Linked DNA regions of Homo sapiens: region 2 is linked to region 1. A link is a loop called in an ENCODE intact Hi-C map of the cell type or tissue named here. Cell type or tissue: PC-3. All regions are shown on one strand. Links, peaks and the distances in the headings refer to the core of each region. The heading gives the core; the rest is flanking DNA.

Region 1 (15,474 bases), core at 5,108-13,107:
AAGCTGGAGGATCACTGGAGCCCAGAAGCTTGAGGTTACAGTTTGAGCTATGATTGTGCTGCACTCCAGCCTGGATGACAGAACAAGACCCTGCATTTTAAAAAAATGTTTTTTATTTGTAAATAATTTTTCAAATATGTTTTTAGTTAAATTGGGAACATCTGAATATAATGACATTCATTTGACTATGATGACAGTAAGGAATGATTGTGAATTGTGTTAGGTGTACTAATCGTTTTGTAATTACATAAGGAAATGTCTTCATGTCATGTTTCACGATTTTAAAAGGCAAATAAAACAGGAAACAATGTTTGTATGAATGCCCTCTAATTGTAACAGGAATGATCCTTCAGGTAAATAATGTCCTTGCATCTGTGAAACTTCTACCTACAGACACTAAGAAACAACAGATTCCTGTTTGGAGTAATAATCAGTTATATCATTTGATTTAAACTGACTCAGCTTAATGTTTAATAAGTAAATTGTTAAATGTTTGAGAAGGAAACAGGTCTACTTGTACACGTCTTTCTGGTCTGTTCTAATGTACTCTTTGCTTTGGCTCAGATCAAAATGTTTGAAGAAAAAAACCCTTTATTTTCAGGGTCTCACTCTGTCACCAAGGCTGGAGTACAGTGGCGTGATCACGGCTCACTGCAGTCTCCACCTCCCGGGCTCAAGCAATCCTCCCACCTCAGCCTCCAAAGTAGCTGGGACTATAGGTGCACGCTACTCTGCTCAGCCAATATTTTATTTTTTGTTGAGACAGGGTCTCACTATGTTGTCCAGGCTGGCTTGAACTCCTGGGCTCAAGCGATTCTCCTGCCTCAGCCTCCGAAAGTGTTGGGATTATAGGCCTAAGCCACCATGCCTGGCCAGAAAAGAACTTTATTCTTGCTATTTCAGTGCATTTTTTAAATGCCTGAAATGTGTTCAATATGTCTATATCTTAGAACCTCTGCAACTCAATGTTTTCTGCTTTCAAAGCAAAGTTAAATTGGGAACTTTTAAATGGAGAACATTTGCCTGTATTGGACATGAGGGTATATGTGTATATATGGGTGTTTTAAAGTATACACATGACTGGCCTTTTCATTCTTTGTCTCTATGTGATGCTGTATTTGAGAAGTTATACCTTGTTTTAGTCTAATAATAGGTAGCATATTTTGACCATTTATGAACAACAATAAATACATATTGCTGACATAATTAAGAAAAAACTTTTTAAAAGGCAAGATCATGGTTGTAAACTTTTAGTTCAAGGCATGGTCAGACACTGGGGAGCTTCTTTCACTGCCCTCAAAAAAGAAATCTCCTTTACACCCTTCAAAAAATTAACTCAAAGTGGATCATACACCTAAATGTAAAATGCAAAACTATAAAACCCCTAGAAGATAACATAGGAGAACATGTAAGTGCCCTTGGGTATGGCAATAACTTTTTAGGTACAACGCCAAAGGCATGATCCATGAAAGAAATGATTGATAAGCTTGACTTCATTCAGATTAAAAACTTCTGCTCTGCAAAAGATACTGTCACCCGGGTGTGATGGCTCATCCTGTAATCCCAGCACTTTGGGTGGCTGAGGTGAGTGGATCAGCTGAGGTCAGGAGTTTGAGACCAGCCTGGCCAACATGGTGAAACCCCATCTCTACTAAAAACACAAAAATTAAATCCGGGGGTGGTGGCTCACGCCTGTAATCCCAGCACTTTGTAAGGCTGAGGTGGGTGGATCACCCGAGGTCAGGAGTTCAAGGCCAGCCTGGCCAACACGGTGAAACCTTGTCTCTACCAAAATACAAAAATTAGCCAGGCATGGTGGCAGGTGCCTATAGTCCCATCTACTTGGGAGGCTGAGGCGGGAGAATCGCTTTAATCCTGGAGGCGGAGGTTGCAGTGAGCCAAGATCGTGCCATTGCACTCCAGTCTGGGTGACAAGAGCAAAACTCCGTCTCAAAAAAAAAAAAAAAATTCAAAAATTAGCTGCAGTGAGCCGAGATCGTGCCATTGCACTCCAGCCTAGGTGACAGAGAGAGACTCCCTCTCCAAAAAAAAAACAAGACACTGTCAAGAGAATGAGAAAACAAACTATAGACTGGTATAAAGTATTTGCAAAAGACATATCTGATAAAGGATCTTTAAGACACATAAATAACTCTTAAAACTCAACAATAAGAAAAGGAACATCCCGATTTAAAAACAGGCAAAAGAAGCCTGGCATGGTGGCACATGCATGTAGTCCCAGCTACTTGAGGGCTGAGGCAGGAGGATCATTTGACTGAGGAGTTTGAGATGAGCCTGGGCAACACAGCAATACCCCACCTCATAATAAGAAAAAGGGAAAAGACCTGAACAGACACCTCACCAAAAAAGATATACAGATGGCAAATAAGCATGTTAAAAGATGCTCCACATCATATGTCATTAGGGTTTGCAAATTAATACAGGGAGATACCACCACATACCTATTAGTATGGCCAAAATCCAGGACACCGACAATACCAAATGCTGATGAGGATATGGAGCAACGGGAACTCTCATTCATTGCTGATGGGAATGCAAAATGGTTCAGCCACTTTGGAAGACAGTTTGGTAGGTTCTTACAAAACTAAACATATTCTTACCTTACCATTCAGCAATCACACTCTTTTGTATTTGCCCAAGTGATTTGAAAATTTACAACTACATAAAAACCTGCAATGGATATTTATAGCCGATTTATTCACAACTGCCCAAACTTGGAAGCAACCAAGATGCCCTTCAGTAAGTAAATAGATAAAATGTGGTACATCCAGACAACAGAATGTTATTCAGCAATAAAGATAAATGAGCTATCAAGCCACCAAGAGACATGGAAGAATCTTAAATGCATATTAATAAGTGAAAGAAGGCAATCTGAAAAGGCTATATACTATATGATTCCTAAATAATAACATTCTGGAATAGGTAAAACTATGGAGACAGTAAAAAAAATCAGAGGTTGCTAGGAGTTATGGGAGGGAAGTATGAATAGGTGGAACACAGAGGATTTTTAGGGCAATGAAACTACTCTGTATGATACTATAATGGTGGATACATGTCATTATACATTTGTCAAAGCCCATAGAGTGTACAACACCAAGAGTGAACCTTAATGTAAGCTATGTACTTGACCAATTATGTGCCAGTGTATTGACTATAACGAATGTACCACTCTGCTGGGGATGTTGATAGTGGGGGAAGCTGTGCCTGTGTAGGAGCAGGGGGTATATGGGATACATACTTTCCACTCAATTTTGCTGTGGACCTAAAACTGCTCAAAGAAATAGAGTCTCATTCTGTCACCCAGGCTTAAGGGCAGTGGTGTGATTTCGGCTCACTGCAAACTCTGCCTCCGGGGTTCAAGCGATTATCTTGCCTCAGCCACCCGAGTAGCTGGGATTACCACCACCACACCCGGCTTTTTTTTTTTTTTTTTTTTTTTTTTTGAGATGGAGTCTCACTGTCGCCCAGGCTGGAGTGCAGTGGCGCGATCTCGGCTCGCTGCAGGCTCCACCCCCCGGGGGTTCACCCCATTCTCCTGCCTCAGCCTCCCAAGTAGCTGGGACTACAGGCACCCGCCACCACGCCTGGCTAATTTTTTGTATTTTTAGTAGAGACGGGGTTTCACCGTGTTAGCCAGGATGGTCTCGATCTCCTGACCTCGTGATCCGCCCGCCTCGGAAATTTTTGTATTTTTAGTAGAGGAGGGGTTTCACCATGTGGGCCAGACTGGTGTTGAACTCCTGGCCTCAAGTGATCCGCCCACCTCGGCCTTCCAAATTGCTGGGATTAGAGGTGTGAGCCACCACGCCTAGCCTATATTTATATATATATATTTTTTTTTGTTTGTTTGTTTTTTGTTTTTAAGTAATCTTTTTATCTCTTCCAGGCACAGGACTGATGCAGCCTGAAATCAGACATAAAACCAAATCCTGCAGGTTGCTGAATTACAACGCAGGTTGAATTCATAGGATCTCCAGGTCTCATATGCAAAAACATGGCTACTGATTAGGGAACAATGGGACCTTGAGACTAGGAATAGGAACATCAGGATTGATTTGGATAGATCTGAGCACCCTAAACCCCAACCCTCACTGAGTTTCCCCTGGCAGCAGAAGCAGCCCTTCTTCCCCAGTCTATGGGGCTGGTCCTGCCTGACTTGGGGACCCTCTCACTGTTAGGCTAATCTTTTCAAGATCCACCCGTATCATCTCTTGCTGCCTCCAGACCCATTACTGAATTCAGATTCCTGTATGTCCCAGGAAGTAAAGTCAAACCTATGAGGAGAAAGCACACACACACAAATGATAAGATTTAGCTAATTTATACTGGCAGAAACCTCCATAATATGGGTGACAGAGTGAGACCATGTCTCAAAAAAAAAAAAAAAAAAAAAAAAGAAAAAGAAAAAAAGAAACCTCCATAATATGTGAGAACTGATTCTATGGATGATAGATCGGGAAAAAGAAGTGTAATTTTTGATTGGGCCAAACTTTTTTTTTTTTTGAGACGGAGTCTCGCTCTGTCTCCCAGGCTGGAGTGCAGTGGAGCGATCTCAGCTCACTGCAAGCTCCGCCTGCTGGGTTCACACCATTCTCCTGCCTCAGCCTCCCGAGTAGCTGGGACTACAGGCGCCCACCACCACACCTGGCTAATTTTTTGTATTTTTAGTAGAGACAGGGTTTCACTGTGTTAGCCAGGATGGTCTCGATCCCCTGACCTCGTGATTAGCCCGCCTCGGCCTCCCAAAGTGCTGGGATTACAGGCATGAGCCACCCTTTTTTGTTTTTTTTTTTTTTTTGATATGGATTTTCGCTCTTGTTGCCCAGGCTGGAGTGCAATGGCTTGATCTCGGCTCACCACAACCTCCGCCTCCCGATTTCAAGTGATTCTCCTGCCTCAGCCTCCCGAGTAGCTGGGATTACAGGCATCCACCGCCAGGCCTGGCTAATTTTGTATTTTTAGTAGAGACGGGTTTCTCCATGTTGGTCAGGCTGGTCTCGAACTCCCGACCTCAGGTGATCCACCCACCTTAGCCTCCCAAAGTGCTGGGATTACAGGTGTGAGCCACTGCGCCTGGCTGGGCCAAACTTTTTCATTGTGGTAAACTATATATAACATAAAAATTTCTGGAAAGGCTCACTGTAGCTGCCACCTCCCAGGTTCAAGTGATTCTCCTGCCTCAGCCTCCCAAGTAGCTGGGATTACAGGCACATGCCACCACGCCCAGCTAATTTTTGTATTTTTGGTAGAGATGGGTTTCACCATGTTGGCCAGGATGGCCTCGAACTCCTGACCTCAGGTGATCCGCCCACCTCGGCCTCTCAGAGTGCTGGGATTACAGGCGTGAGCCACTGCGCCTGGCCTCCTTTGCCCATTTTTAAATTGAATTGCTTGTCTTTTTGTTGTTGAGTTGTAGGAGTTGTTTGTATATTCTGGATAGTAAATCCTTATCAGATATATGACTGCAAATATGTTATCTTATTCTGTAGGCTGTCTTTTCACTTTCTTGATGTCCTTTGATGCACAAAATTTTTAATTCTGATGAAGTCCAATTTATCTGTTTTTTCTGTTGTTGCTCATGCTTGTAGTGTCACACCTGAGACTGTTGCCACATCCAAGGTCATGAACATTAACTCCTATGTTTTCCTCCAGTTTTATGGTTTTAGGACTTAAATTTAGGTCATTAATCCATTTTGAGTTAATGGTATCTGGTGTGAATTAGGCATCCAACTTCATACTTTTGCATGTGAAAATCCAGTTGTCCCAGCACCATCTGTTGAAGAGACTAATCTCTCCCCTCGTTGAATGGACTTGGCACTCTTGTAAAACATCAATTGGTGGCTGGGCACAGTGGCTCACACCTGTAATCCCAACATTTTTGGGAGGCTGAGGTGGGAGGACTGCTCGAGCCCAGGAGTTTGAGGCCAGTCTGGGCAACAGAGTGAGACCCTGTCTCTACAAAAAAAAAAAAAAAAAAAAAAAATTAGCTGGGTGTATTGGCACATGCCTTTTAAATCCCACCTACTTGGGATGCTGAGGTAGGAGGATCATTTGAGCCCAGGAGTTTGAGGCTGCAGTGAGCCTCAAACTGCAGTGAGCCAAGATTACGCCACTGCACTCCAGCCTGGGCAACAGAGCAAGACTGTGTCTTGAAAAAAAAAAATTGGCCATTTGACTTTGTTCTTTTTTTTCTAAGATTGTTTTGGCTATTCACGGCCCCTTGTAATTCCATATGAATTTGAGGATCAGCTTTTTCATTTCTTTTTTTTTTCTTTTTTTTTTTGAGACGGAGTCTTGCTCTGTCACCCAGGCTGGAGTGCAGTGGCGCGATCTCAGCTCACTGCAACCTCCGCCTCCCAGGTTCAAGCAATTCTTCTGCCTCAGCCTCCCGAGTAGCTGGGATTACAGGCATGGATTACCATGCCCGGATAATTTTTTTAAATTATTTTTAGTAGATACGGGGGTTTCACCATGTTGGCCAGGCTGGCCTCGAACTCCTGACCTCGTGATCTGCCCGCCTCAGCCTCCCAAAGTGCTGGGATTACAGGCATAAGCAACCGCACCCCGCTAGCTTTTTCATTTCTGCAAAAAAGCTGTTGGAATTTTCATAAGGACTGTGTTGAATCTGTAGATCACTTTGGCTAGTATCAACATCTTATCAGTATTAAGTCTTCCAATCTATGAACATGAGATGCCTTTCCATTTCTTTAGATCTTTAATTTCTTTCACCAATGTTTCATGGTTTTCAATATACAAGTCTTTCTCCTCCTTGATTAAATTTATTCCTAGATATTTTATTCTTTCAGATGCTATTGTAAATTGAATTGTTTTCTTAACTTCATTTTGGATTGCTCATTGCTAGTGTATAAAAGCACACTGCTTTTTATGTGTTGATCTTGCACCTTGCAACTTTGCTGAATTTATTAGCTGTATGCCTTTTTTATTTTTTTAAGAGAGATGAGGTCTCATTCTGTCACCTAGGCTGGAATGCAGTGGCATGATCATAGCTCACTACAGCCTCAAACTCCTGGACTCAAGGGAGCCTCCTTCCTCAGCCTCCCGTGTAGCTGGGAGTACAGACACACATCACCATGCCCAGCTAATTTTTAAATTTTTTTTGTAGAGATGGGGTCTTGCTATGTTGCCTAAGCTGGTCTCGAACTCCTGGCTTCAAGCAGTCCTCCCACCTCAGCCTCCCAAAGTGCTGGGATCATAAGTGTTGGCTACCACACCCAGCCTGAAATGCCTTTTCTGCATCAAGTGAGATGATCATGTGTTTCTTTTCCTTTGTTCTATTAATGTGATGTTATTACCTTGATCGATTTTCTTATGTTGAACCATTCTTGCATTCCTAAGATAAATCCCACTTGGCCAAGACGTATCCTACTTTTAATATGCTGTTGGATTTAGTTTGCTAGTATTTTGTTGGGGATTTTGCATCTATATTCATAAAGGATATTTGTCTGTAATTTTATTTTCTTGTGATGTCTTTATCTGGTTTGGGTAGGGCCAAACTTTTCAGTATGGGTACACTCATCAGCAATCCTGGATGTACTTTGTTAGTTGAAGCAGCTAGGAGTATTTCTAAAAATTGTTCTATTGATTGACCAAAACCTCTACTCAATAGTAGCTTGTGTTAAATGAGGTTAAGATGCCAGAAATTCCATGGTACAGTGTAGGCAGGGGAATCCATCGTTTAGGGCAATAAGAATGTTGGAATCGATTAGTCATATGTAACACATTCAACTCACCCTTTTGACTATGTGGACATTGACATTCCTTTCACAGGACTTTGAGAAATACACTGTGGTAGAGACTAGCTAAGTGGTCATTAAACTTGTTTCCTCTTCCTCCTAGGGACAGATTTAGACTACATTTGTCAGTGTCCCTTACAGTTGGGTATGCCCATTGTCTGAGTTCTGGCTAATGGAATATGAGAAGTGATGTGTGCTACATCCGGCTCATAGAAACCTCCCACATGGTCTTTTCCTCTTCTGGCTATTAAGGATGGAGATGACAATAAATACAATGATGACCATGTTTTGAAGATGGCAGACCTTCTAGACAGAAAGTGCCTAAGCCTCTGAATCATCACTTAGAAGAGGGAAACTCAATTATTAACACCTGTTTTGGAATACTACAGAAGCAAGAAGTAAACTTGTCTTAAATCTCAGAAAATTTTTTTCTGTCCCAGGAGCTAGCTTTACCTTAACTAGTACATGAATGAGTACCAGTATTATAAAGCATTGCAGTGATTTATTTCTGCAGGTGAGGGTCATGGTGAGAAATCATGAATGGGCTCCCTGATTTCAATGGAGGTGACAGGTTCATCTCCAAAGAGAAGTTGGGTCTCGTTCTTATAATGGATAGCAGAGCCATAGCAATAATCAGGTTTGACCTGTGGAGGTTTGTATAACAGTGGATAATTAAGGATAGTTTCCCTAGGACCAAAATAGGTAGCCTGATAAAGTCCTAGTTGTTATATAACCCCAATAATCTTCTACTCTGGAAAATGGAGGCCTGATTTTGTCCTCAAAAATGTGGCATCCCAGCCTCTTCCCCAGTTCATAGACCAGAGCCCCTTGAATGAAGGGGAGGGTCCATCTGAAGAAGGACCTTGCTACACTTTTCACAAGTGTGTATGGCAAAATCTCCCTCCTTGCTTTCCTCACAGAGACCTGCAGCCACAGTCATTGTACACTGGGGACAGGGAAATATCCAGGCCTTTGAAATAGACTGGATATTGGTTCTGAATTAATGTTAATCTCTGGTGATCCAGATTGCCACTGCAGCCCATCAGTCAGAGTGGGATGGGGTTATACATGAAGTTTTGATCTGAGTCTTTCTTACACTGGGCCCAGAAGAAATCCTGTGGTGATTTCTCCAGTTCTTGGATATACTATTCGAATCTACACAGTATAGATGGCATAAAGGGGAGGAGGACTACAGCTGAAGAGCAAGTTAAAGATTCAAGAAATGGGGGATAAAATTGGAGGTGGCAATATCGTGACAACAGGAGTCCCAGGAGCAGAGAAAAATAAAAATGGAAAAGTGGGTCTATTTTGTGAATGAATGGCTGAGCATAGGACTCCAAGTGACCCAGGCAAGCTGAGCTCCCCATGGTGAGTTGTGTGTTAACTGTCTCATCAAGCCACGAAGTTATCTATGTGCAGTAGCACTCCACCACCGAATAGAATAGAGTTATACAAGCAGGCCTAGATGATGAATAAGCTGCCTGAGCAAGTGAATCATACTCCCAACTGCTGTACTGCCATCCCTCTCTCACCCACACCTGAAGCCTCATGGGGAATTCCCTGTGACCAGGTGACTAAGGGATACAATATTCTATTCCAGCTTGGTTTATACATAGCCCTGCATGATATGCTGGCCCTGCTGAAGTAGCTAGCTGTAGTGTTACAGCCCTACTTAGGGTTGATCCTGAAGGACAGTGAGAAGGGAAATTCTCCCAGTAGAACAACTGCCTGGTCACATAGCTGGTCAGAGGTATAGATAGGTTTCCACTGTTTCATGAGTAGTTTTTAATGATTCGGCTAAATGGTGAAGGACTTGGAAATAACAGGACTGAAATATTATTGACAAGGTCTGAGGAAGAGCATATGGCTGTCCCTCTTGGAATGGGCAGAGATATTCACGTCCCACATAAATAAGCACCAGAGAGAGTCCACTGCAGAAGAGGAGCTCAATCAAGTAGACAGGTAGGTGTCCTGTTCTGTGATGTCAGTCAGCCTCTTATCTGTCACCCTTTTCTTTGCCCAATGGATTCCTGAACAAAATGGCCATGGTGGCAGGCATGGAGGTTATGCATGGACTCCACAATATGGACTTCCACCACGACCAATCTGGCTATAAGCCACTGCTGAGTGCCCAACCTGCCAACAGAACAGTAACCCAAGCCCCCCTGTGGAACTATTTCTTGGTGGCAGCTGATTACAGACAAGACAAAATGAAAAAAAGCCACTGGACCCCCAAAATTCTACTGGCAGGAAGCAAACTGGGGAAACAGTTCAGCTGCAAACATTTGCTGCCTTTCATGAAAAAGGAAGGCACACAGGGTAAAACCAAGAGATCAGAGGGCAGAGCCTTAGAATATTATTCCCAGGCCTTGACATCTAATCAAGAAACTTCCATTTTCCCAGCTGGATTTCAGAGTTGTTAGTTATAGACCAGTAACTCCTTTATGTCTCCCATTTCCCCTCTTTTTGAACCAGAATGTCTGTAGTAGTTGTCCTATGGCTATCCCACCATTGTACCTAGGGTGTGTTGGGGACAGATAACTTGCCTCTTAAGTCTCACAAATCAGCCAGGCACGGTGGCTCATGCCTGTAATCCCAGCACTTTGGGAGGCCAAGGTGGAAGGATTGAGCCCAGGAGTTTGAGAACAGTCTGGGCAATATAGTAAGATCTCGTCTCTATAACAAAATAAAAATAAAAAATAATTTTCTTTTTTTTTTTTGAGACGGAGTCTTGCTCTGTAGCCCAGGCTGGAGTGCGGTGGCGTGATCTCGGCTCACTGCAAACTCCGTCTCCCGGGTTCAAGCGATTCTCCTGCCTCAGCCTCCAGGCGCCCACCACCACTCCCGGCTAATTTTTTGTATTTTTAGTAGAGACGGGGTTTCACCGTGTTAGCCAGGATGGTCTCGATCTCCTGACCACATGATTCGCCCGCCTCGGCCTCCCAAAGTGCTGGGATTACAGACGTGAGCCACTGCACCCGGCCAAAAAATAATTTTTTACAAAAAAACAATTGTCTCACAAATCTAAAGATGGAGAAAAATAGTAGTTAAGAAGCCATACTCAAACAGCCTCTTTCATATATGGACCTGATTTAGATGTTCTGGATTTTGGGGCAATGCTGTAATTGGATGAGACTTTGAGAGACTTTGGGAAGTGGTGAATGTATATTGCATGTGGAAGCAACATGAATCACCAGGACCAGTGGAAAAACTATAGTTGTCAGTCTCCAAGATGACCCCCAATGACCCCCCGCCTCCTGGTATTCACACCTTTGTGTAATCCCCTCCCATTGAGTGTGGCCTGGACCTAGTAACTGACCTACTTTTTTTTTTTTTGAGACGGAGTTTGCACTTGTTGCCCAGACTGGAGTGCAATGGCGCGATCTTGGCTCACCGCAACCTCTGCCTCCCGGGTTCAAGCAATTCTCCTGCCTCAGCCTCCTGAGTAGCTGGAATTACAGGCACCCGCGACGACACCCAGCTAATTTTGTACTTTTAGTAGAGATGGGGTTTCTCCATGTTGGTCAGGTTGGTCTCGAACTCCTGACCTCAGGTGATCCGCCCGTCTCAGCTTCCCAAAGTGCTGGGATTACAGGTGTGAGCCACTGTGCCCGGCAGTAACTGACTTACTTCTAACGAATAGAATATTGCAAAAGTGATGGGATCTCACATCTGAAATTAAGTTATAAAGACTATGAGTTCTGTCTGGCATGTGGGCACTCTCCTTCTATCTCTAGCTCATCTTACTTGTTTGCTGTGATGAAGCAAGCTGCCATATTATGAGCCACCCTATGAAAGGGTGCACATGGCAAGGAACCTGAGAGTGACCCCCAGCCAACAGCCAGCAAGACTGAATATGCCAACAGCCACATGAGTCAGCTTGAAAGCAGATCTTTCCCCAGTCAAGCCTTGAGATGACTGTAGCCCCAGCTCACACCTTGCTGGCTGTGAGACCCTGAAACAGAAACTCAGCTAAGTTGTGCCCAGATTCCTAACCACAGGGACTGTGAGATAAAATGTTGTTTTAAGCCACTGTTTTTGAGATAATTTGTTATGTAGCAAATATATAACCAATAGAGATAGGCGTGGAGGTTATGTACCTCGGCAATATGAACTTCTAACCTACCAAGGCCACTGTGGCCCTAGCACTGCTGAATTCCCAACCTACCAACAGCAGAGATCAACACTGAGCTCCCACTGTGAACTATTTCCGGATTGCAGGCTGATTACTTTGGACCCCTTCTGTCTAGCACAGGCCTTAGGGTCACAGAGATTTGGTGAAAATCCCAGCTCTGCCAGGCTGATATGCTTAGGTGAGGCCTGTTTTCCTAGGGGTCTGTTTCCTGTGTCTGTTGGGGACTTTGTGAAATACCTCACATGGAGCTGAGCACCCAGGTGGAGGTTCACAAGGGGCTGTTCCCCTTCCTTTCATGTGAGTGCCCAGGGGCAAGAACCCTGTTCCTCTGCTTCCTAACCCCTCTTCTCCCATCACAATTTCAGGTCTTCTGGGAAGCATGGTTAGTGTCTGCCCCTTCAAGGACCCACTGACCATGTACCTCAGACCCCAGGCGCCACTCCCAAGGGGTGGTATCCTGTACCACTGGACTCTGCAATGCAAAGGAAACAGAGTCATATGCACAGTGTGGAGCCCCAACTGATGCTCCTACCTCCTTCTAAGCTAGATTGCGGGCCCTTGGCCTGGAAGTGGAGACAGACTGAGGCCTGGGCCTTGCCTTCCCTCCAGAAGCTCCAGAGCTTGGGGGTGGGAGGAGAGACAGACCTATTAATCTTAGTGTGTTTCAGACACCAGGTAAGGCACAGGTGGAGACACTAAGGAGAAGGGGAAGAAGGGTTCAGTTGGGCCTGAAGGGTTTGGGTAAAGTCCTTAATAGAAGTGATGTCTCTTTCCATCCCCTTGTCACCTGCAGATTCAGGAGCCATCCTGAGGGATGTGGCAACATTTGGGAGGACTCGGCAGCTAGGTGATATCTCTATAATAGAAAATGACTTTGAGGTGAGAAGATACCCACTGCTTCCCTGACCTCATTCTCCCCAGCCCCTTATCTGAGGGGGAGGGTGTCCCCTGAGCCAGTCCCCCTCCCTTTCTAGGGGAGTATCTGGGAAAGAGGGCAGATTTGGAACCAGAGAAAGCTCTCTGGAAGAGGTTAGATTTGATCTGGGTCTTGCAGGATGATGGCCAGGGCCTCTCCTGCAGAGTTCATGGAATGCATGTCTGCTGTGAAGGAGTGTGTGAGGGATGGGACACAGACGTGCCAACATGGTAAAGGCTGTCTGAAAACTGGTGAAGGATGGGCCTATACCAGGGAGGCCTCCGTCCTGGGCCAAGCAGTTCTCTAACCTGGGAGTTGCTTCAGGTTGTAGGCACCATCTCTTCCTCTCCTGTCTGGACACTTCCTGTGGCTGACTGCCTTGGCAGTGGTAGTTAAGTGCTGAGATTGAGCCCCTTCCTGCCCATCCCAGCTCTCACACTCATCTCTCCTGTCAGCTCCTCCAACCCCCTTTTCATGATCAATTCCAGCCAAAAGGTCAGCCTTTTCCCCTAGACTGAGACCTGGGGTCAAGCTGGACCCGGCAGGGTTGTCCACGGACTCCTCTCTCTCTCCTTACTTGTATAGCCTAGGGTCCCAACTGGAAGACTAGATGAAGCAGGGCTGAGCCAGACCTTCCCACCAATCAAAGCTGCCAGAAGAGGGCGGGCTTTCTTATTTACCACTAGGTTCCTATCAGCTGCAAATATTGGGAAGGGGGAATGAAACCCATGAACGTTCAGATGAGAAAGCAAAATAAGAGTGGCAGTGTGCTAAGCTCCTGGGCTAGGGATCAGGACCCAGCCTTTAGCCTCCTCACAGCCCCTTGAGAGGACGGAAAGCCCTTGAGGCAGGCATGATAGGAAGCTGACTGGCTTAGGGCTTCCATACTCTTGCTTCCTCCTTTGTATCCTCGTATCATGGGCAGACTCCAAACACAGAACACTCAAGACCACAAAGAATGGTTCTTAGCCTTTGGAGGGTCAAGGATCCCTTTATGAATCTGATACAAGCTGGTTAGTCTTCTTGTCAGAAAAACACATGCATGCAAACACCCACAAAAACATGTAAACAATCTGTTGATGGTCCCTGATTTAGTCCAGCACCCTCATCTTAAAGACTTTGGGACTCAGAAGAGAGATCTTTCCAACTACTATGGGACCATTAATGGGCTTGAAACCACTTTGCTAAGTGAAAGAAGCTAGACACAAAGGATCACATATTATACGATTCCATTTATGTAAAATGTCCAGAATAGGCAAATGGGATGAGGGGTAAAGGACGCCTAAGGGATATGGAGTTTCTTTCTGCAGTGATGAAAATGTTCTGAAATTTTTTTTCGAATGATGGCTGCACAACTCTGAATATACTAAAAGCTATTTAATTGTATACTTTTAAGTGGGTGACTGTATGGTATGTACATTATATATATCAATAAGCTGTCTTAAAAAAGTGAACTCAGGGGTTGCAAATGACCACACATCTGAGCTTTAGTCCCCATTCATCAGGGGCATAACCTGTGGAGAAAAATCAGGGAATTATGCAGTAGATGGGTTAGACAGGAAAACATTCTAGGAAGAACGAGATTCTATGTATAATCTTAAGGGCAATAAAGCATCATGGAAGGTTTTAAGCAGTATATAATCAGATCTACACTTTAGAAACCCCCCAAATCACTGAATTGTACATTTCAAACAAGTGAATTTTATAGTATGTAAATTATATCTCAATAAAGCCATTAACAAAAAAATCCCTTTGGGAGCTTGAGGAGGATAAACTGGAGGGCATCAACTGGGGGAGGTTGTAGTGTAGGAGTTTGGGTGAGGGGGCCCGAGCCCATCTGTTTGGACTTGAGGGAAAGTGGCTTGGGGTTAGAGTCGGGGGAGGATCAGAATGTCTTGCCCAAGGTTAAGAAGCTGGTGGAACTTGATTTCAGAACCCAGAGCTCCCTGGCTTCAGCCCTAGTGCTCCTGCCAGCACTACAGCTGCTCCACTGACTGGTGATGGAAGCACTGTCTTCCCCGTCTAAGAGAAATGCACTTCAGAAACATGTTTCCAAAAAATGTTTCTAAGGGTTTTATTTCTAACAAGAGGAAAATAATAAAATAAAATTAAAATAGGCTTCAGTTGGAACCAAGTTTCTTGTTTTGCTTTTTTTTTTCTTTTGAACAAATTAATTACACACCAACAATCTTCTTTTATTACAACATGAACCCAGGAGGAGGAAAGGAGACAGGGGAGGACAGGGAGGGAGGACTGAGGTGGTTGTGAGGACAAGCACCAAAAGCTTTCTTCAGATCACAGGGAGCCCTGTTCAGCTCCCCAGCCAAATTCCTTTAAAATAAAAAACTGTGAGCACGGCTATGTGAAGTTTCCTCCTCCTGGGTGGAACAGTCAGGGGAAGGGAGAGGGAGAAGGGGGTAGGAAGGAAGGAAAAGAGGGGAGGAGAGTGGGGGCAGGGGTTAGTGTAGCATGGCCTGGCCAGGACCAGAACTGGGGAGAGAAGGGAGGAGAGTCCCCCAGTTTGCATATACACTGGCCTTGTCTCTGGAATGGTGATGGCCCAGCCCCAGCCACCCCCCTGCCCACCAGCCCATCCATCTATCTGCCTCAGGTGTCTGGGAATGCTGGTTAGAGGCTACCAGGGAGGG
Region 2 (15,474 bases), core at 4,435-12,434, 58 kb before region 1:
TTGTGTTTTTTTAAACACATTTCAGAATCAGCTTGTCATGTTCTGTAAAAATGTTGGAATTGCAGTGAATCTGTAGATCATTTTGAAGAGAATTGATGTTTATGGTGTTGAGCCTCCCTCCCTAAGAGCCTGACATAGCTCTCTATTGTAAATAAATTATTGAATGTCTTCTGGCAGAGCTTTATGTTTTTCTGCATAAGGTCTACATATCTTGTGTTCGATTTATTTATTGGTACTTTATGGGTTTTCTGCTATTATAAGTGGGATCTTTTATTGTATTTTTTATCTCTTTTGCAGGTATATAGAAATGAAGTTGGCTTTTGTATATTAGTATTATAACCATTTGCCTTATTACACTTTTTATTATTTATTTTATTTATTTATTATTTATTTATTTTTGAGTTCGCATCTCGCTCAGTTGCCCAGGCTGGAGTGCAGTGGCGTGATCTCGGCTCACTGCAACCTCCGCCTCCCAGGTTCAAGCAATTCTCCTACTCAGCCTTCCCAGTAGCTGGGATTACAAGCGTGTGCCACCACGCTCAGCTAATTTTTTGTATTTTTAGTAGAGATGGGGTTTCACCATGTTGGCCAGGCTGATCTTGAACTCCTGACCTCAAATGATCCACCCGCTTCAGCCTCCCAAGGTGTTGTTTTTTTTTGTTTGTTTTTGTTTTTTGAGATGGAGTCTCGCTCTGTCTCCTAGTCTGGAGTGCAGTGGCGCCATCTCGGCTCACTGCCACCCCCACCTCCCAGGTTCAAGCAATTCTCCTGCCTCAGCCTCCTGAGTAGTTGGGATTACAGGCTCCCACCACCATGCCCAGGTAGTTTTTGTATTTTTAGTAAAGACGGGGTTTCACCATGTTGGCCAGGCTGGTCTCTCGAACTCCTGACCTCAGGTGATCTGCCTGCCTCGGCCTCCCAAAGTGCTGGGATTATAGGAGTGAGCCACCATGCCCGGCCCTAAACTTATTTTTAAATAGGTTTTTATTCTGGAATAGTTTTAGATTTACAGAAAAGTTAGTTAAGAGATAGTACAGAGAGTTTCTGTATATTCCTCACTGTAGTACATTTATCAAAAATAAGAAAGCAACATTGCTATATTACTACTACCTAAACATCAGACTTTACATGGCTTTATCAGTTTTTTTCACTGGTGTCCTTTTTTTGTTCCAGGATCCAATTCAAAATATCGCATTTCATTCAGTTGTCGTGTCTCCATAGTGTCCTCTGGTCTATGACAGTTTCTCAGTCTGTTCTTGTTTTTTTTTTTTGTTTGTTTGTTTTTGGTTTTTTTTTCCCAGAAGTCCATTAAGCCGAGAATGACCTTGTTTTTTATGACCTAACAGTTTTAAGGAATACTGTTGAATGTTCCTCAGTTTGTATTTGTCTGAAGTTTTGCTTATATTTAGAGTGGAGTTGTTTTTGGAAAGAACACCAGAGTTTAAATGCCTTTCTTATCAGATCATATCAGAGGTACCTGGTATCCATTGGCATCCCTGGTTTTGTGAACCTTCATCCCTTGGTTAAGGTGATGTTTGCCAGGTTTTCCCCCTGGCAAGTTGCTGCCTTTCCCTTTTCATAGTCTGTTCTTTGGAAGACTCTAGCCCACCCTCAAGTAGGTGGGAAGAATTGAGCTATAGCTCCTGGAAGGAGAGGGTGTATCTCTGTATATCATTTGAAATTCTTCTGTAAAGATTTGTCTCTTATCCCTTATTTATTTATTCAGTCACTTATATCAGTATGAACTCATGCATTTTTATTTAATAATTTGAGTTATAAATCTAATACTGTGTTCTTTGTTTTGTTGGTCAAATCAGTCCAGTTTTGGCCACTGGGGACTCTTGCCAGTTGGCTCCTGTGTCCCTTTCACATGCTCCCATCCTTTGGTTTTGAGCACTGCTTTACTTGCCAGCACTAGGAAATGCTCCAGACTCGTCTTGTATTTTCCTCTCTTAGTCCTGGAATCAGCCATTTCTCCAAGGAACCCTGGTTCCTTTTAAGGTGTCTGTATATTCTTTTATGTTTTCTATGGTGACAACCATATCAGCTATAAATAATGACAGTTTTGTCTTTTCCTTTCCAATCTTTATGCCTTTATTTTTCTTGTCGTACTGAGATGACCAGGACATCTAGTACAATGATGACAGCATGCATCTGTGTCTTGTTGTGTATTTTAGAGGAAACACCACTAACTTTTCCCTATTAAGAATGATACTGTATTTGCTATAGATTTCCTACGGGTTTTATCAGGTTAAGCAAGTTCCATCCTATTACTCTATACTAAGAGGCTTTTATTTTTTTAATAATGAAAGGGTGTTGAATTTTTACCAAATGCCTTTTCTGTTTCTTATGATAATTATATGTTTTTTCTCCAATAATCTGATATGTGGTAAATGACATTTATAGATTTTCCTCATGTTAGACCATCTTTGCATTTCTTGTATAAACACAACTTGGTCATGGTCTTTCATTTTTTATACAGGTTGGTGAACAAAAGTTTGGAATTTTGCAACTGTGTCCATGAGTAAAATTGGTCTTTTCCTTTCTCAGGCTGTTCTTATTGGCTTTTGGCAGTAAGGTTCTGCTGGTATAGAATGACTCAGAGTGTTCCCTCTTTTATAATATTCTGGAAGATGCTGTATAAGTTTGGAATGATTGGTTTGGTAGAACTTCTGCAAAACCATCTTGTCTAGTGTTTTCCTTTTTAATATTGAATTAGTGTTAAACTTATAAATTAAAATATTTTCAAAATTGTAAATAAGAAGGTTGAAATTTGCTTCCATGTTTATTTTATAAGCTTTATGCTTGAAATGGCTACACACAAATCCTGAGCAAGACTTTTTTTTTTTTTTCTGAGCAAGACTTTTTAATGATGCATTCTTCAAATTCTTAACAGTCGCCATCCATAAATGTCTTTTTTTGTACAAGTAGGTGATAAAATATTTAAAGCCAATTTTTAAATGTTTCAAAGATATTTAACAATTGGAATTATATCTAACAGCTTTTCTTTTTGTTTCACTGACAAGTATATTGTTAAAACTTCTCATGATGATGTGAGTAGATTTCAAATCCAGTTGAACGCTTTCATATTAACAATTTCAAAATAATGATGAAGCTCTTATTTGCAGAACATGCATCATTATTAGAACCATCACCCTGCAGCTAGCTTGGATACCATTAAAAGGGCTCATCAGCTGCAAACGGATTAAAGTATCTGATACTCGGGAAGACAGAGTTTCAGGGTTTCTACCTGGAGCTACACCCTCAGGAAGCCCCTCCTTGGCCTCCCTGCACCCAGTCCCATCCCAACCAGTCACATCTTGGGCTGTGCGTGGTGTTTCTTGGAAACTGGAACACAGACTCCTCCAGCAGCTCCACAGGTCCCTTGTCCTCAATGAGCAGAAGACTACAGGAGCTGGCTACTGAAGAGGCTGTCCAAGTAATAGAGCACCTTCTTGGCCCTGCTTAGCACATTTACTGCAGAGCTGGATGCTACTTATTTGTGCTCACCACCTTCAGGGACTGCAGAGAGATTTGTCAGACCCTACTTCACTAAGGGCCACCCTCTAAGGATCTCCAGAAGAGGCTGCCCATAGAGAGAAGTGGCCTGCCTAGGGTCTCCACTTCCTCAGGTCCTACCCGGACACCTCTAGGGCTGAGGGGATCAGTATCTCTTCACCTGCCTGTAATCCACATACCAAGTGGAAGAATCTGCCTGCTATTTTTTGTTTGTTTGTTTGTTTTGGCGGGAAGAGTTTTAACTACTGCTGTAACTCCTTTAGTAGCTATGGAACTGTTGAGGATTTCTTTTTCTTCTTGAGTCGATTTTGGTAAGATAACAGTTTTCTAGGAGTTGGTCCATTTTGTCTGCATTTTCAAATTCATTGGCATAAAGTTTCCTTTTTATTCTGTGCTGTGTATGAACTGTAACAATGTCTCCTTTTTCATTACTGATATTGGTTATTTGTGCCTTCTCACTTTTTTTCTTGATCAATCTCACCAGAGGTTTATCTATTTTATTAGTCTTTTCAAAGAACCAACTTTTGGCTTTGTTGCTCCTCTCTATTGTATCTTTGTTTTCTATTTCTTTAATTTCTGCTCTTATCTTTTTTGATCTCCTTCCTTCCACATTTTTTGGGTTTATTCTGTTGTTCTTTTTCTAATTTAACTGGACATTGAGCTCATTAGTTTTCATTCTTTCCCATTTTCTAATTTGTGCATTTAAGGATATAATTTCCCTCTAACTCCTGCTTCTCCATAAGTTTAGATATGTAGTATTTTCATTATTGCTCAGTTATAAGTACTTCATTTCTATCAAGGTTACTTCTTTGACCTGTAAGTTATATAGAAATGTGTTTTTAGATTTCCAAATGTTTGGGGATTTAAAATTTTATCTCTTTGTTATTGAAATCTGTCTTAATTGCATTATGGTCAGAGGATGTGGTTTGTGTGACAACAACTCTGAAATTTTTTAGACTTGTTTTATGGCTTAGTATGTGACCAATATTTTTGAATGCTTCCTGTGTGCTAATTTATAAGAATGTGTGTTCTCTAATTGTTGAATACAGAGATCTACATATGTCTATTATCAAGTTTGTGAACTATTGTTCAATTTTTACTTACCTATACTGATTTTTTTGGTCATTATCTACTGATAATTGAAAGAGGTGCGTTAATGTTCAACTGTAATGGTGGATTTGGCAATTTCTCCTTGTAATTCTATCTCGTTTCTTGCTTTATATATTTTGAGGGTGTTCATTAGGAATATTCAAATTAAAAATTGTTATATATTCCTGATAAATATGTAATGACCCTCTCTATTCCTGATAATGCATTTTTCTTTGAAACCTATTTTATCTTATATTAATGTAGTAACACAAACTTTTCTTGTTGGGATTTGTGTGGTATATAATTTTCCATCCTTTTACTTTTGAGCATTTTCATGCCATTATGTTTAATTATATCTCTTGGAAACAACATATAACTGGACCTTTTAAAAAATCTAATCTGATTATCTCTTTTGGTTGGCAAGTTTAGTCTGTTTACATTTACTGTGATGTATTTGGGCTTGTTTCTACCATCATACTTTTTTATTTCTGTTTACCATCACTACCTTTTCTGTGCTTCATTTTCTCTTTTCTCGCCTGCTTTTTTAGTTTTGAGATTTGTTTTCTTATTCAATTTTTTTCCTCCCTATTTTTAAATTTTTTTCTATTCTTTCTGTGGTTATCCTTGATGTTTTCCATATGTGTTTAACTTATAAAGTCTAAAGTTAAACAATATTTTAGCCCCCTTCTTAAAGAATGCAGGAAGCTTAGAAACCTTCAACTCTAGTCATTCCTCTCCTGATCACATACTGTTGTTTTCAAATATGTTAGTTTGTTCCTTTTTATAAACCTCACAATTTTACATCATTGTCAGTGTTATTTTATATAGACAGTGTTTGTTTGGACTTACATGCATACATTCTTGTATCACACATCATCCTTTGGGATCATTTTCTTTCATTATGAATATAGTGTTTAAGTGAGTTTTTTTTTTTTTTAGTACAGGTCTCTTGATGTTAAATTCTTCCAGTCTTTCTTATATGTAAATGTCTTTATTTTATCCTCATTCTTAAAAGATAGTTTGTTACAGGTATTTTTACTCAACACTTAGAATATATGGTTCCATTCTCTTTTGGCTTTGAGATGTCTGTTGCTATTAAGAAGTCGACTATCAGACTAATTGCTGGTTTTGTGTGTGTGTGTAGTAGTAGTAGTAGTAGTGGTAGTAGTGGTAGTAGTAGTAGTGGAATGTGCAGGGGGTCCTGCAGTTTTACTCTAACATGTTTACATATGTATTTTTTTTTAATTCTACTTTGGGAATGTCATGCTTCGTGGCTCAGTGAATTCATGCTTTTCATAATTTCTGGGAAATTCTCAACCATTATCTCTTCAAATATTGCCTTTCATTTTTTCTAGTTTTTCTTTCTTGGAATACAGTTAGTCATATTTTGGACCTCCTCATTCTATCTTCCGTATCTCATAACATCTCTGAGATTTTCTATCTCCTTGTCTTTCTGCACTTCATTCTGGATAATTTCTTTAGGTATATCTTTCAGCTTACTGATTCTCTTTTCAACTATGTTTAATCTGCTCTAATCTGCCCATTGAGTTTTTTATTTCAAAAGTTATATTTTTCATTTGTACAAACCTCATATATTTTACTTGCTAATCTGCCTAGTCATCCCTAATAGTCTCTTATTGCTTGGTCATCTTAGTGATTACATCTGTTATTACTTCTTTAAAACATTTTATATAATTTTTGTTCAACCAGTAGTCACTGTTTGCATGAGTATGACATTGTAAATATTGTTCACATCAAAACTACATAGTATATTCTGATTACATATCCTTCGTTGTATACCCTTTCGTTTTCCTTGGAGCTAATAATTGTGTATTTTGTTTTCTTTTGCTTAGTGTTCTAGTACCTATACTATTCTTCTCTGAAATTCTTTATACAATCCAAATCAGATCATGTCCTTCCACTATTCAGAATTCTCCCATGGCTCCCACCTCCCTCAACAAAAGCCAAAGCCCTCACCATGGCCCAAAGTCCCTACATAATCTGGTTCCCTTTACCTCTCTTACCTTGTCTCCTATCACTCTCAATATCACTCACTCTTCTCCAGCTACACTGGCCTCCTTGCTGTTCCCCAAGTGTGCTAGATACCCTTCCTTTTCAGGGCCTTTGTACTTGTTCTTCTCACTGCCTGAAACACCCTTCCTCCTAAATAATCTGATGAGTTGCCCTAGTACTTCCAGTGTGCTCAAATGTCACCTCCCTAGAGAAGTGTTTCCTGATCAACATATCTAAAATCGCCCCATCACATGCATTTTATATCCCTTTATCCTATTTTATGTATGTTTTTCTACAAAGCACTGATCACCACCTGGTATATTTTATATTTATTTATTGTGGTTAGTGTTCGTCTCTCTTCAGTAGACTGTAAGCTCCATAAAGCAGGGACTTCTGTTTTGTTCACTGCTGTATCCCCAGTGCCAAAAACAACAGTGCATAGTAGATACTCAATAAATATTTGTGGAATAAACTGAATGAATGGATGAATGACTTAATTGATTAATGTGGAGGATAGAGAAATAAAGGCCTTGAGGAGTAGGCTAGGCACAAAGGCCTTTAATGCCATGCTAAGGAACTTGGATATCATTTTTCATAAGGGTGGGGGCTGTGAAGAAGCAGTGAGGATAGCTCCTGGGTTCTTTTGGGAAGCAAGTTCTCAGTTGGTAGGGTTGTGGCAAAGCCCCATATTTTCTGACTGGCTGTACGCCCTAGGGCTCCTGAAGGCAGGCCTGCCTCTTACTCAAATAGCCCTCAAACTGCTGTGTTGTCGTGCTGCCTGTTACCTGGTGAAAAACAAAACCCCAACTCTCATTGGGCTTTCTGATCCCAGCTATCATCCCCCTTTCTCTTGCACGGTGAGGAACTGTTTCCTGGTCCCCAGGCCAAGCAGACCACTCTCATTATACTTTACCTGTGGTACTTGGTGGTGGTAGGGGGGCTGCAGGGGATAGCGTGGAAGCTGGCATGATGCTGGGCTCATAGTAAGTGTTATTATAATGGGAGATACCCATAGGAGGGTAAGTTACAGCTCAAAAAGAGTTTATTTCATTGTCAAAGTGAGAACAGGCTGTGTGGGGTTTTAGTCCTGACTTTGCCCCTAACCCTACTGGGGCCTAGTCTGGCTCCAGTGTTTCTGCCTGCCCATGACTCCGGATACTAATTCTGTTGTCTAATGTGTGACCTACTCTCCTGTTTTGGTCACCCACTAATTTCATCAGCATGCCATCAGAATTATACAGAATGCCATCTATAAGTTCAGTTGAGCAAAATTTGACCACTTACTGTGTGTCAGGCCTCCTGCTGTACACTGAAGACACAGAGATGAACGAGGTGTGTTCCTAGACACAGAACCGTAATTTCAGGGCAGTGTGGTCAGTGCAGTAACACTGGTAGGAAGAATAGACTGTGAGAGCCCCTAAGGAATACACAACCCAGCTCAGGGGACCAAGGAAGCTTTCTTGGAAGAGATGGCATATGAACTAAATCTTAAAAGATTTAGTTTAACTTTCTAATGTTAAACTGCTCTTGCATTTCTGGGATTAAACTCAACATTTTTGTGTTGTATTAAATCTTACTCATTCTGGATGTGGTTTGCTAATAAACTGTTTAGGATTTTTGCATCTTTAGCCATCTGTATTTGTCTGGTTAAGGTTATAGTGATCTTATCCAATAAATAAATCAGTTTTCTAGGAATTGGTCCAATTCATGTAAGTTTTCAAATTAATTATATTCTCTTATTTTTAAATTTTTACTATATCTTTTATGTTGTTCATATTATTTGTGCCTTTTCTATTTTTTCTTGTTAGTCTCTCCAAAGATTTTTTTTTAGCGATTGGCCTTGAAAGCTTACCATACATATTTAACCTAAAGTCCAAAGTTAAACATACTCCCCACCCAAAGAATTCAGACTTTATAAATCTTTAATGTCTCCCAATTTACATGTTATTATGTCTACTATTTTTGTTCCTCCCTTATTAAGGATGACACTAACAATATCATTTTATGCAAACATTGTTTGCTTAAATACTCATTTACCTTTTATTTGCCCATCTTTCTTCTTTTACCTCAGATGTCGTTTTTGGGATGATTTTTCTTCTTCTTCTTTTTTTTTTTTTTTTTTTTGAGATGGAGTCTCACTCTGTCACCCAGGCTGGAGTGCAGTGGCGCTATCTGGGCTCACTGCAAGCTCTGCCTCCTGGGTTCACACCATTCTCCTGCCTCCGCCTCCCAAGTAGCTGGGACTACAGGCGCCTGTCACCATGCCTGGCTATTTGTGTGTGTGTGTGTGTGTGTGTGTGTGTGTGTTTAGTAGAGACGGGGTTTCACTGTGTTAGCCAGGATGGTCTCGATCTCCTGACCTCGTGATCCGCCTGCCTTGACCTCCCAAAGTGCTGGGATAACAGGCATGAGCCACTGCGCCCAGCCTGATTTTTCTTCTTCTTGAAATACATACAGAACTTTAGAAAATCCTTTAGCATAGATCACTTAATTGGAAACTCTTAGTCTGTGTTTATCTATAAATGCCTTTTTTTCCCTTTATTCTTCTTAAAAGATAGGTTTGCTAGGTACCTACTTCTAAATTGCCTTTTTTAGAAGGATATTAAACACTGACACTAAGAGGACATTAGGACACTCGTCTGGTTTCTATTATTACTGTTGCAAAGTCTACTGTCACTCTAATTTTTTTCGTAGGTGTTCTTTTTCTCTGGCTGCTTTGAAGGTCCTTTAATTATTGCTTGACTCTATAAGATCTTTTTAGTTGGTGTTGTCTTGCAAATGTTCCTTTTTATAGCTTCCTAATCTTTCCCTATGAATGCAGTGTTTTCTTCTTGTCGCTCTGATGACATTAAATAATAATGTCTTTTTAAAAAGTGTTCTCCTTACAAATTTATTTATTTATTTATTTATTTATTTATTTACTGAGACAGAGGCTCACTCTGTCACCCAGGCTGGAGTGCAGTGGCGCGATCTCATCTCACTTCAACCTTCGCCTCCTGGGTTTAAGTGATTCTTCTGCCTCAGCCTCCCAAGTAGCTGGGATTACAGGTGCCCACCGTCACACACGGATAATTTTTGTATTTTTAGTAGAGACAGGATTTCACCATGTCGGTCAGGCTGGTCTCAAGCTCCGGGCCTGAAGTGATCCATACACCTTGGCCTCCCAAAGTGCTGGGATTACAGGCGTGAGCCACCGCGCCTGACCCTACATAATTTTTGTTTCCAAACATATATATTTCGTTGTCAGCAGTAGTGAGAAACTCACTGACACCAGATTTGGCCAAAGGCACCACAGATAACACAGGCATGACATATTCTGAAGCCTTAGAAAGAATTTGTATGAATAGTGGGCCAGGGGGGCCCTCTACTGTGTGCAAACATGGGTCAGTGCCACAGTTCTGTCACTTGCGAGTATGGTAGTGCAGTGGACTTGAGACAGACTGCCTGGATTCAAATCCCAGAGCTGGTCAAGTCACTTGACCTCAATTTTCTGTAGTTTCTTCGTAAAAATGGGGATAGTAGTGTTACAGCTGTTTTAGAATTTGTCTAGCAGGCATTCTGGTTTTTGCTGAAAGCCCCCTTAAAAATAAATAAAACAAAACTGGGGATAGTAGTAATATGCACTTCATAGGATTATTGAGGGTATTAAATGAGTTAATCTACATAAAGTATTTAGAATAATACATGGCATGTAGTAAGCACTGTATATGTGTTTGCTGTTACTACCATTATTACTTTTGCGACGAGGGGATTGAAGGAAGAAGAGCTTCTATGCTGCAATGGGGAAAGGAGTATATCCTGCCCTGTGTGTTCCCCTAATATCTTGGATATAAAAGCCATCCACAAAAAACACAGGGTCAGGAATTTGAAGGTGTTATTTGGGCATCTTAGAGTGTGGGATATCAAGTAGGCAGTCAGAATGGGATAGAATTCTTCAGTGGGAAGTATTGGATATTTCCTTTTTGGAGCAGAGCAGTACCATATGGGGGAACAGTGACAGAGGGATAATCTAGGGTCAGGGGATTTCTTAAGCAGTTAATAATGCTTTTTCTCTTAGGAACTAACCTGTCAGGTACTGAGAGGCTTTGAAGATGGCTCTTCAGGTTGGGGACACACCTTTATTAAGGGGCAAGACTGCTGCCAGGAGTTGATTCACATACTCAGAGGTAGGATTGACCACACAAAAAAAATGCTTTCAAGTCTTTGTTCTAAATTTTCTTTGACCCTCCGTAAGTTTGGGGAAAGTCCCAGCCTCAGTAACCACCTCAGTAACCATCCCAGACACAGTCTAGAGGATATGAACAGGCAGAGTGGGTCATGTGGAAAACAGGCGCGTGGTGGGGAGGCCAATTTGAGGAGCCATTAGTATTAAAATGGAAAGTTCAAGAGATACAAAAATTATAAACAAAACTTTATCAAATCAAATCCAATAATGTATTAAAAGGATAATGAATCATAACAAAATGGATTTTATCCCAGGAATGCAGGATTGGCTTGGCATTAGAAAATCAATCATGCAGTTCAACATATTAACAAACCAAAAAGGAAAACCCATATGATTATTGCAATAAATGCAGAAAAAGCATTTGACAACATCTAACATCCATTCCTGAGTTTAAAAAACAAAAACCTCTTGGCAAACTAGAAGTAGAAGGGAACTTCTTCAACCTGATATAGGGCATCTGCAAAATAACCCACAGCTAACATTATATTTAGTGGTGAAAACTGAGTGCTTTCCCCCACAAGATCAGAAATCAAACAGAGATGTCCACTCTCACCACTTCTATTCAGCATTATACTGAAGGTTCTAGGCAGTGCAGTCAGGCAAGAAAAAGAAGCAAAAGGCATCCAAATTGGAAAGGAAGAAGTAAAACTGTATTTACAGAAAATGTGATCATCTATATAGAAAATCCAACTGAGTCCACCAAAAATAAAACCCTACTAGAACTAATAAGTGAGTCTAACAAGTTGCAGGTTATAAGATCAATATACAAAAATTAGTTGTATATCTATATACTAGCAATGAACAATTGGATACAGAAAGTTTTAAAATACCATTTACAATAACATCTAAAAATATGACTTAGGAATAAATCTGACAAAAGATGTGGAAGACCTATACACTTGTATTGCTGAGAGAAAGAGGAGCCAAATCAATGAAAAACATTCATAGGTTGGAAAACTTAGTATTGTTATGATGTCAATTCTCCCCAAATTGATCCATAGATTAAATGTAATTCCTATAAAAATCTCAGCAGGCTTTTTGCCGAAATTTACAAACTGATCCTAAAATTCATATGGAAAGGCACTACAGAGCCTGGTACAGTGTGTAGAAACCCTGGGTAGGGTTCAGCTTTCCCACAGGATTAGGACTATCAGTGGAGCACATGTAGAGAGGAAAAACAGTGACAGGGCCTCCAGTTGCAAACAGGTCTACAAAGAATATGAACAAGCAATTTCCTGAAGTGGAAAACCCAAAAAGCTAACAGGCCTAATAAAAGATGTTCAGATGTATTAACAGAAAAGTCTAAAATAAAACTACAGTGAGATTTTACTTTAGGTTTCACAAACAGACAAAATTTTAAAAAGCTGGATCATGCCAAGTCCTTTAGTGGGGATATGGGGGCATAGGGACCCTCTTGCATTGGGATTGGGGACTTTGGCCGCCATCCCAGAGATGAATGTGGCACTATCCCCATGGGCCCTCCAAAGAAATTCTCATACAGGTCCATAAAGGGTCATGTAGAAGAATGTGCATTATGGTGTAGTTTGCAACAGTGGGAAGTTGAAGGCATGCTGGGTGTCCATCACCAGGGGCATACACAGGGAAATAGTGATGGGTGCACTCCACAGAGGACCTCTTAACCTTTAGACCAGTGAGTTAGATGTACACAGGGCAACACGATGATCTTCAACACGTAGCACTGAGTGAAAAAGAATGAACTGTATAACAATACTACTCACAAGTTACAAATATATGCACATATACACCAAATACACACCTTACAGAAATGCACACAAAAGGATGTAAGTTAAACACATTTGAAAAATGCCTGTGTCGGGGAGTCGGGAGGAATGGGAGCATGGATGACAGGGAATACATAAAACAAGAAAGCGGTGGAATTGCCAGTCACGGTGGCTCACACCTGTAATCCCAGCACTTCGAAAGGCCGAGGCGGGAAGATTGCTTGAGCCTAGGAGTTCAGTTCCAGCCCGAGCAACATAGTGAGTCCTCATCTCTACAAGAAATACAAAATTAGCCAAATGTGGTGGTGTGTGCCTGTGGTCCCAGCTACCAGAGAGGCTGAGGTGGGAGGATTGCTTGAGCCCAGGAGTCTGAGACTGCAGTGAACCGAGATTGTACCGCTGCACTCCAGCCTGGGTGACAGAGTGAGACCTTGTCAAAAAAAAAAAAGAAAGAAAGGGGGAGGAGAAAAAACAAGCAGAAAGTGTCTGTTCCCTTGGCCTAGTCACCCACTCCCCATGGCATCATCCTTTAGAGTCTGCTCTTCACTGAGGAGGAAACAGCCACACCTACACTCTGCTAACCTGAGGCCAGAATGCCCAGGTGAGCCTGGCGCAGACGGTCTGTACTTGGCTGGTTTTGAGTATGTGCTGGTGCGGCTCCTGCACACCCTCTCACCAGCACTGCAGCTGCCTGGAGCAGGTGTGGACATGCATTTCACCACACAGAAGTTGCCTGCTGTGATCTACTATTGAGGGTGGGGGCTGGTCACAGAGTTTGGAAGTGAAGAGTTAGAGCGGCCCATTCCCTGTCAAACCATATGGTAACCAGACCATATGGTAACTAATTTCTGGTCCACATAACAGCCCTGCCAGTGCCCTGACTATGCTGAGACATGGGTGTATTTTCCTGGCCTCATTTATAACCGTACCCTCTGACTTCCCCAGAAGCAGCTCTTGTAAACTCTTAGGGAAACTGAAGCCAGACTCACTATGACTGAGAGATTCTCTCCAGCTTATCCTCTCCTGGAACTCTTCACCTAATTGTAGCAATACTGCTCCTTCCATAACCAGCTTAGCTTCCATAACCAGCAAAACAAAACAATACCTTGTTCAGTGATACATACATGGGAGGTGAAATTTTCTCAAAAGCAGGCCAGGCACAGTGACTCACGCCTATAATCCCAGCACTTTGGGAGGCCGAGGTGAGTGGATCACCTGAGGTCAGGAGTTCGAGACCAGCCTGGCCAACATGGAGAAATCCCGTATCTACTAAAAATACAAAAATTAGCCGGACGTGGTGGCATGTGCCTGTAATGTCAGCTGCTCGGGAGACTGAGGCAGGAGAATCACTTGAACCCAGGAGGTGGGGGTTGCAATGAGCTGAGATCGTGCCACTGCACTCCAGCCTGGGCAACAAAAGTGAAACTCTGTCTCAAAAAAAAAAAAAATTTTTCCGCAAAAATCGAGGAAATGAGAACATAAAGGTCAAGGTAGTGGTTTCTTCTGGGCAGGGGAAGGAGATGAGGGATCCACAGTTGGCTTCTCAAACTCTATAATGTTCTAGTTCTTAAGCCAGCTGGTGGGTAGATGGGTGTCTTCTTACATGTCTTTCAACTGTACATGGAAGTTTTCAAAACTTTTCTCTATGTTGAATACATTTAAAAGTTTGAAAGGAACACAAAGAGATTTCAAACCCGATAACATTTGCATTTATCAGAACACATAGAATAAAAGAGAATGACAATAATCACATTGGAATATCTGCCTATGAGGGGGTGGGTGTTGGAAACGGGAGTGAGGAATGAAGGTAAAGTGGAGTCAATAAATGAATAAGTAAATAAAAAGGTAAGCATTTTACTGATCAAAGATAATAATGTAACATGACCAGTGGAGTATAGCTTCCTCCACCTGCACCTGAGATTCAAAGGAAAAATAAATACTGAGCGTGATCAAGAAACTGGTCCCTAATAAATCTGATTGATCCAAACCAACAGGTACAAACTTAAATCACCTGAGTACTCAAAAGATTATTATAATCAAGTAAATCATTGCAACAGAGAGTTTTCTGAGGTGAAGGATTTTGAAAGCTCCTTCAAAAGTTGGTCATTTCTCCAAAGTTTTGTCGGGATTGCTTCCCAGCATTCCTAAAGGATTCAGATGCATCCCTCGGTTCATTAGCCCATTTCACAGTAAAACTCAAAAGCTAGTGGAGAAAGCAGGGGGCTGAACTCATGTCCCTACAAGAGCAAAAGACCAAACCTTCATACCTTGGAAGTACAGTCCCATGTTGAACCATGTCTTGGAAATTGCCTCTGTAGCTTCAACACAAACAAAAACCTGGCTGTTGGAAAAATGTGTGCTTGATTTAACCTCAGCCATCCTTAGACTAGAAAAGAATCGTGGGGGTTATATTGAGTCTGCTTGGATCACCCCTAGCCACACTCTCCCTCCTTTTGTCCCCCAGTCCTAGTGTCCCTATCTCCACTGATGGACAAATGGACATTTCCCCTCAACACTGAGGTCACGAATTCTGCCTTGTCTCTGCACTCAGGTTGCCTTGCCAGATCTGCTGTGGGCTGCAGTTTTAGTTGAGATCATGTTAGTTAGCTCTTATTGTATGAAATGGCTTTCTGTTACCATAGGATGCTTCATTGAGGTATGTGCCTTCCTGCCTAACCTTGTACGTCTACTGACATATCAGGTAGACATGTTCCTTGCAAACTAAACATAGTAATGCGCTGCAGGCCAGTTGGAGTATAACCAGACCTCCCCATGCCATTTGTATCACCTGGGTCTGACCCACAATAACTGTCTTTATGAGTTGAGCCCTTGCAGAAGTCCCAGCCAACTTGTGGACAGCTGACTTTAACAAGGGAGGGCAGCTGC

What was found. Peaks named below come from ENCODE experiments on the same cell type or tissue, not always from the same donor. Only the 100,000 strongest peaks of a DNase experiment are listed, where the experiment ranks them.
Region 2: it touches region 1 in a loop (8-fold over the local background); 1 of 110 quality-filtered maps calls a loop at or near these places.

The regions. Positions count from the first base shown.
Region 1 is chrX:53,177,283-53,192,756 of GRCh38, forward strand. It overlaps KDM5C (lysine demethylase 5C), which reads right to left. Exons shown (of 26, transcript NM_004187.5): 26 at 14,876-15,474. Among named protein-coding and RNA genes, the nearest start is that of MIR6895, 10 kb to the right of the region's middle. RefSeq lists a silencer at 11,637-11,716 and enhancers at 11,897-12,176, 12,547-12,596. In PC-3, for the core only: no CTCF peak of the experiment used is centred there; a DNase peak (open chromatin) is centred at 9,289; H3K27ac peaks cover 799 bases.
Region 2 is chrX:53,120,341-53,135,814 of GRCh38, forward strand. It overlaps KANTR (KANTR integral membrane protein), which reads left to right. Exons shown (of 3, transcript NM_001397448.1): 3 at 3,129-7,098. The coding sequence starts at 3,933. The coding sequence ends at 4,163. It also overlaps the pseudogene RNU7-37P. Among named protein-coding and RNA genes, the nearest start is that of KANTR, 34 kb to the left of the region's middle. In PC-3, for the core only: no CTCF peak of the experiment used is centred there; no DNase peak of the experiment used is centred there; H3K27ac peaks cover 851 bases.